2 separate regions of the Mus musculus genome follow, and region 1 is linked to region 2. The links are chromatin contacts, found by Hi-C or POLR2A ChIA-PET in ENCODE. All regions are on one chromosome and are shown on one strand. The core of a region is the stretch at or near the end of the contact, and the rest is flanking DNA. Distances in the headings are between cores, read along the strand shown.

Region 1 (2,722 bases), core at 180-2,679, 54 kb after region 2:
CTGTAAGGCTTTGAAATCACGCTCCTGGACAAATTTGGGCAAACTATCTCATTGCTCTATGCCTATTTCCACCTTGGCACAACATGACACAACATGTATAAATTATTCTGTAACTTAACTGAATTACTACAATATTCTATGTATCGTAAATGTCAATTAAAAAAAGTTACATGAAAAATTCCTATCAACCTTTAAGACAATTCTGTAAGGTTTTATTATAGCTATTCCAAATTCATTGATTAAAAAAAAAAAATCAGAGGCAAAGAAAGGATGTGAATTGCCCAACCAAGGTCATGGCTGGCAACTGGCAAAACCCAACTACGTTGTGTACGAGTCAGTATAGACTGGAACATCAGAATTGCCTGATAAGACACTATCATTACTATTATCACCATCAATTCAAAAATGAACGAACACTTGAGGATTCGAAAGATTAAATAATATACCCAAGGTCACACTTGTGGAGACAAAGCTGAATCTAGTTCTGCCTGGGTCTAGAGAACCCAGCTTGCTTTTAGACTTTTCACTCATCATGAGACTTCCCAATACAAGGCTGCGATCGGACACTTTACAGCTGACCTTCACCCTATCATGATGCCACATTTAGACTCTAGCTCACCACCCAGGAAGACAACAGCTTGTAGCTCACTAAGCCACTCTCCCCAAGACACTTAGATCCTCAGGACCCTCACCCAACCTTCTTAGGTCCTCATACTTTACCTCCTCGCTCATGGGTTCTGGAGGGGGGTCTGGCTCCTGAGAACCCGCAGTAATAGCCATCTGCAGCAGGCCTTGGAGGTTCCGTGGAGGCCGGGGGTTGCCTGAGCCCCCCGCCGAGGAACCACTGCCCCCTGACGAGCAACCCTGAGAGGCCGGAGGCAACGCAAGAGGGAGGCGACTGCCCCCTGAGCCTTTGTCTGCCATGGACTTTCTGTGAAGGAAGAATGTGTTTAAAGGAAATTGATGGTCACCGCTGAGGCAGCAATGGTGTCCGGATGGGTCGACTCTTGAAGGTCTGCTGAGAAGGTGGAGTTTTGAAGGTGTTAGGAGTCTTCTCATGATCCCAAACCATTCTGCCTGCAACCACCTTAACCATAGCCCCCTTTCCTTCCTTCATACTAACAGGACCCTTGCCCAAATCCAGATGTCCCTCCTTGCTCCCTAGCAACAGGCCCCACCTACTCCCTGGCAACGAGCCCCCCCAAGCTCCCCAGCTTGCGTCCTCGTCTCTTAGCAACCCCACTGCCCCGCCTCCATGGCAACAAGCCTTCGCTCAGTCTCCTTAGCAACAATTCTCCTCCCGTGTCTTTGAAGAGGGGCGCCCCAATGGGGCTGATCTCACCTTGCCGGGTCTAGAGCTGCCACCACGCCTAAAGATAGACTAGGCTGCACCTGACTCTACTGGGCGCCGCCATCTTTACCGGAAATACGCAGTTCTCACACGGAAGTGCCTCACCCCAAGCTGTTTGCCCAGTTCTAAGCAGCACCTCTTAGCGGATGCGGCACTTAGCTCCGCCTCTGTCGACTAGGCCCCCACCACTTTCTCTTTGTCACGCCCCTACATTTCGCGCTTTTGTTATAAGCCCCGCCCCCTAGCTCCTCTGTTTATCTTAGCAAACAAGGGACTTTCATGGCGAACTCCTCCCCTCCCAGGCATAGGCCCCGCCTATGCCCATATTCCCCGCCTCTTTTCTAGGCCTTTCGGCCTGTCCCAGTCAAGTCCCGCCTCTTAGTACCTGGAACTTCAGCTTGTCCTGTTCGGCCACGCCCCTGCGTAGGCCACGCCCCTTCTCTGCTGCTGCTGCTGCTGCTGCTGCTGCTGCTGCTGCTCAGACGGTTTTGTTCCTCACTCAACTGATTTTAACTGCATTTGCTCCTAGAGTCTCGGGATATCTCCCCTAATATCCCACCTTTGTAACCTGAGACTCGGGCTCACTTTTTTCTAGGCCTCAGTTTCCCCATTTATTACCGGTTTCAGTGTGGAATACTCTGTGTGAGTTGTGTGTCTTCATGTGACTATGCATGGTGTGTGGGAAGTCCCATGTCAACATCAGCTGTCTTCCACCTTCGATCTTCCAATCATTTTAAAAATATTTTTAGAGTTACTTATTTATTTATTTATTTATTTATTTATTTATTTATTGGGTTTTTCGAGACAGGGTTTCTCTGTGTAGTCCTGGCTGTCCTGAAACTCACTTTGTAGACCAGGCTGGCCTCGAACTCAGAAATCTGCCTGCCTCTGTCTCCCGAGTGCTGGGATTAAAGGTGTGGGCCACCACTGCCCGGCTAGATTTTATTTTTAAAGATTGTTTTTAATTATGTAGTAGGGGAGGAGGCAGATGCCTGTAAATGCAGGTTTCTATGGGGCCAGAGACAAAGGACAAACTAAAGCTGTAGTTACAGGCAGTTATGAGACAACCAATATATATATATATATGGGTGCTAGGAACCAAGCTCAGGCTCTTTGCAAGAACAGTAAGTACTCTTAATGACAAGCTATCTCTTCAGCCTCTTAAATTATTGTTGTTCTTTTAATTTTTTTGTAGACTTACCTATTTACTTGTGTACAAATAGTTTGTGGTTGGTTAGTTTTTGTTTTGTTTTTTGAGACAGTGTTTTACGGTATAGCCTTGGCTGTCCTGGAAGTTACTCTGTAGACCATGCTGTCCTCAAACTCACAGAGATCCACTTTCCTCTGCCACCTGAGTGCTGGGATTAAAGG
Region 2 (2,700 bases), core at 74-2,573:
TCCCATCTACACAGCTACATATCCTTATTCCTGTAATCCTAGCCCTTGAGAAAACTAAGGCAGGAGGATCCAACATTTGAGGCCATTCAGACCAGCCCTCATATATAGACATCTCAAAAATGACTCCTTACCTCCCCCACCCACCTCAGTCATGCTACACCTTAATTTTCTCCACACCACCCCTTCCAACCAGGTAATCCCACATCTTCCAACCAGTCTGACTCCAAGCCCCTGGCTGAACTGTGAGCTATGCTGTCACCCATCACTGCCTTCTGGCACCTCTGGATAACCCAGAGGACCTAGGGAGGGAGGGCTCCATATAATGAAAAGCTGTGTCCCAGTACTGACTCAACTCCACAAGAACCCTAGGTGTGTTGTCATAGAAGCCCCTGCTCACCATAAAAGAAAGCTTCAGGCCAGATGAGGCAGGCATCTCCCACAGCAGAACATACAAGAGCTCCCTGCAGGAGCCAGGTGCTGCTCCCACCAGGGGCCACAGCCCACAGGAACACAACCAGGCAGAGAATGGGCTGGCACTTGATCAGGGCACTGACCCAAGATGGCTGGTCCACAGGAATCCAGAGGAGGAAGTAAAGGGAGCAGGCAAGGATGAAGGGGGCCAGCCACCTGCGGACCTGTGGGTACTTCAAGAGAGCGAAGCTTCTCAGCCTCCCTCCCATTCGCAGCCAGTCCTGGGGGAGGGGTCACTGCAAGGCACTGTAGGAAATGTCTAATTCCAGTACTTAGCAGGTGGAAACGGGAGGCTGTTGATTTCAAAACCTGTCTAGGATACCCAGTGAGAACCTATTTTAACGGCCATCCCCCACACCACCCTCATGCCAGGACCCAAGCATGTCCAGGTTGGACTTTCGGGACTAGGATCTTTAGCCACCTTGAGAACCTTTTCATTCCTATCTCCTGCAAGGACAAAACCACGATACCTTAGAACCCAGCCTCCTGGAAGGACAGGGCATCCCCACCAACTCACCAAGCATAGAGAATCACAGGCCCCAGTACTGCCCATGTTCCCAGACCTGCCCATCCCCACCTTACAGGTTCTCACTTGGTCTGAAAAGAGTGTCTCCAGGGGCAGCCCCTCTTTTCTAGCATCCATGCTGAGTTGCTTCTCTTTAGGAGCCAGTGGCTTCAGAGGGCAGAGGGAAGTCTTGTGGTTACACATTAACCCAAGTGTCCTGTGGACTCTGGGGCTGATAACAGGGCTCACGCAAGGCCTGCTCTTGTCTGGCACTTGCTGATAAGGTACCCATCAGGCACCAAGGGCCACCCCCCAGCACTTAGAAACCTGGCCACCACCTCCAAAAGTGAGCCCCCTCCCCCAAAGTGGAACTCCCATTGTCTCACACCCAGCCAATTATAAGGAACAATGCAAAGTTCCACAGAGGGGTAGCCCTACAACCAACCCTGGAAAACAGGGGTCCTGCCACAAACACTGGTTAAATAAATCCTGCATTGTGCCTGAAGTCATTCAAACATTCCCTGGAAGGAAGGACGACCACACCACTGTACACTCATGTTCTGCAGCCTTCCCATGAACAAGATAGGGACCTACTGGATGCCAAGAAACTACTAGGTTCCTCAACCATCCCCCTTAGGGATGCTTCATTGTATGTCCATTCTCAAGGGAGCTTCCTGTCTCCTAATCTCTCCCACACCTTTGGTTTTTTGTTTTTGGTTTTTTAGATTTATTTATTTATTATATGTAAGTACACTGTCGCTGTCCTCAGACACTCCAGAAGAGGGAGTCAGATCTCGTTACGAATGGTTGTGAGCCACCATGTGGTTGCTGGGATTTGAACTCCTGACCTTTGGAAGAGCAGTCGGGTGCTCTTACCCACTGAGCCATCTCACCAGCCCCCACACCTTTGTTTTTGAGACAGGGTTTCTCTGCCCAGCCCTGGCTGTCCTGGAACTCAGTTTGTAGACATGGCTGGGCTTGAACTCACACAGATCCACCTGCCTCTGCCTCTGCCACCACCACATGCCTGGTGCCTCCTATCCCCGTAATGGCAGGACGCTCAGCTCCAAAGTCCAGGGACCTCTTGCTCCTTTTAGCAGGCCTGTTAGAGGATAGAGCTGAGTCAGCACAGCCCTAACTGATCTGCATTTTGGAACAGGGCCACGGAGGTACACATATCAGGATGAGAGCGCCCCAGAGTGCTAACTCCTGATGTTCTGCCTGATGTCTAAGTATTCCCCATCCCCTACACCCACACACACTCTCACAAGTGTGGTCCTAAGAGAATGTAGCTCTCTAGGCTATGAAGAGCAAGTTCACCCAACTCTGAGTCCCAGAACTCACAGTCCCACAGCAGGAATGTTCTGCTATCTTCCTTTATTTATATCTGCAGTATGAAACACAAGCTCTGCACACATACTTGCACACTCACACCAGCCTTGGGGGGGGCAGGGGGAGCTGGGACAAGGCCACTTGGCAGCAGTGCTGGAACCCTCAGGGCATGGGGTACCCAGCAACCCCCATTCTGGGCCTCTAGGGATGTTCCCCAGGGCCAGGGGCCGGATGACACCCTCTGTTACACCCCAAGGTGGTCCTGAGTGAAGCTGGGTAAGAGCATCTGCACCAGAGCACAGGCCAGCGGCCTCCAACCCCAGCGCCAGCCCCTACTGGGACAGACGGGGAAGGTGTGCTTCAGAGCTGCTGGCCCAGTTATTGTCCTGGCT

What was found. Hi-C counts contacts between places; a loop is a spot of excess contacts on that map. ChIA-PET counts read pairs that join two places held with the same protein, here RNA polymerase II (POLR2A).
Region 1: a loop to region 2 is called in a map of regulatory T cell, with 2.1 times the contacts of the local background. The contact joins the promoter of Hspbp1 here to the promoter of Tmem86b in region 2. A Hi-C loop is called at or near these places in 1 of 37 maps with a recorded cell type or tissue (regulatory T cell). POLR2A ChIA-PET finds 5 or more read pairs at or near these places in 2 of 5 experiments (Patski and embryonic stem cell).

Annotation. Positions count from the first base shown.
Region 1 is chr7:4,683,552-4,686,273 of GRCm38, forward strand. Hspbp1 (HSPA (heat shock 70kDa) binding protein, cytoplasmic cochaperone 1) reads right to left here and starts at 1,430. Exons shown (of 8, transcript NM_001360629.1): 1 at 1,343-1,430; 2 at 721-1,015. The coding sequence starts at 924.
Region 2 is chr7:4,629,159-4,631,858 of GRCm38, forward strand. It overlaps Tmem86b (transmembrane protein 86B), which reads right to left and starts at 1,324. Exons shown (of 3, transcript NM_023440.3): 1 at 1,064-1,324; 2 at 398-644. The coding sequence starts at 1,114. Ppp6r1 (protein phosphatase 6, regulatory subunit 1) reads right to left here. Exons shown (of 24, transcript NM_172894.2): 24 at 2,337-2,700.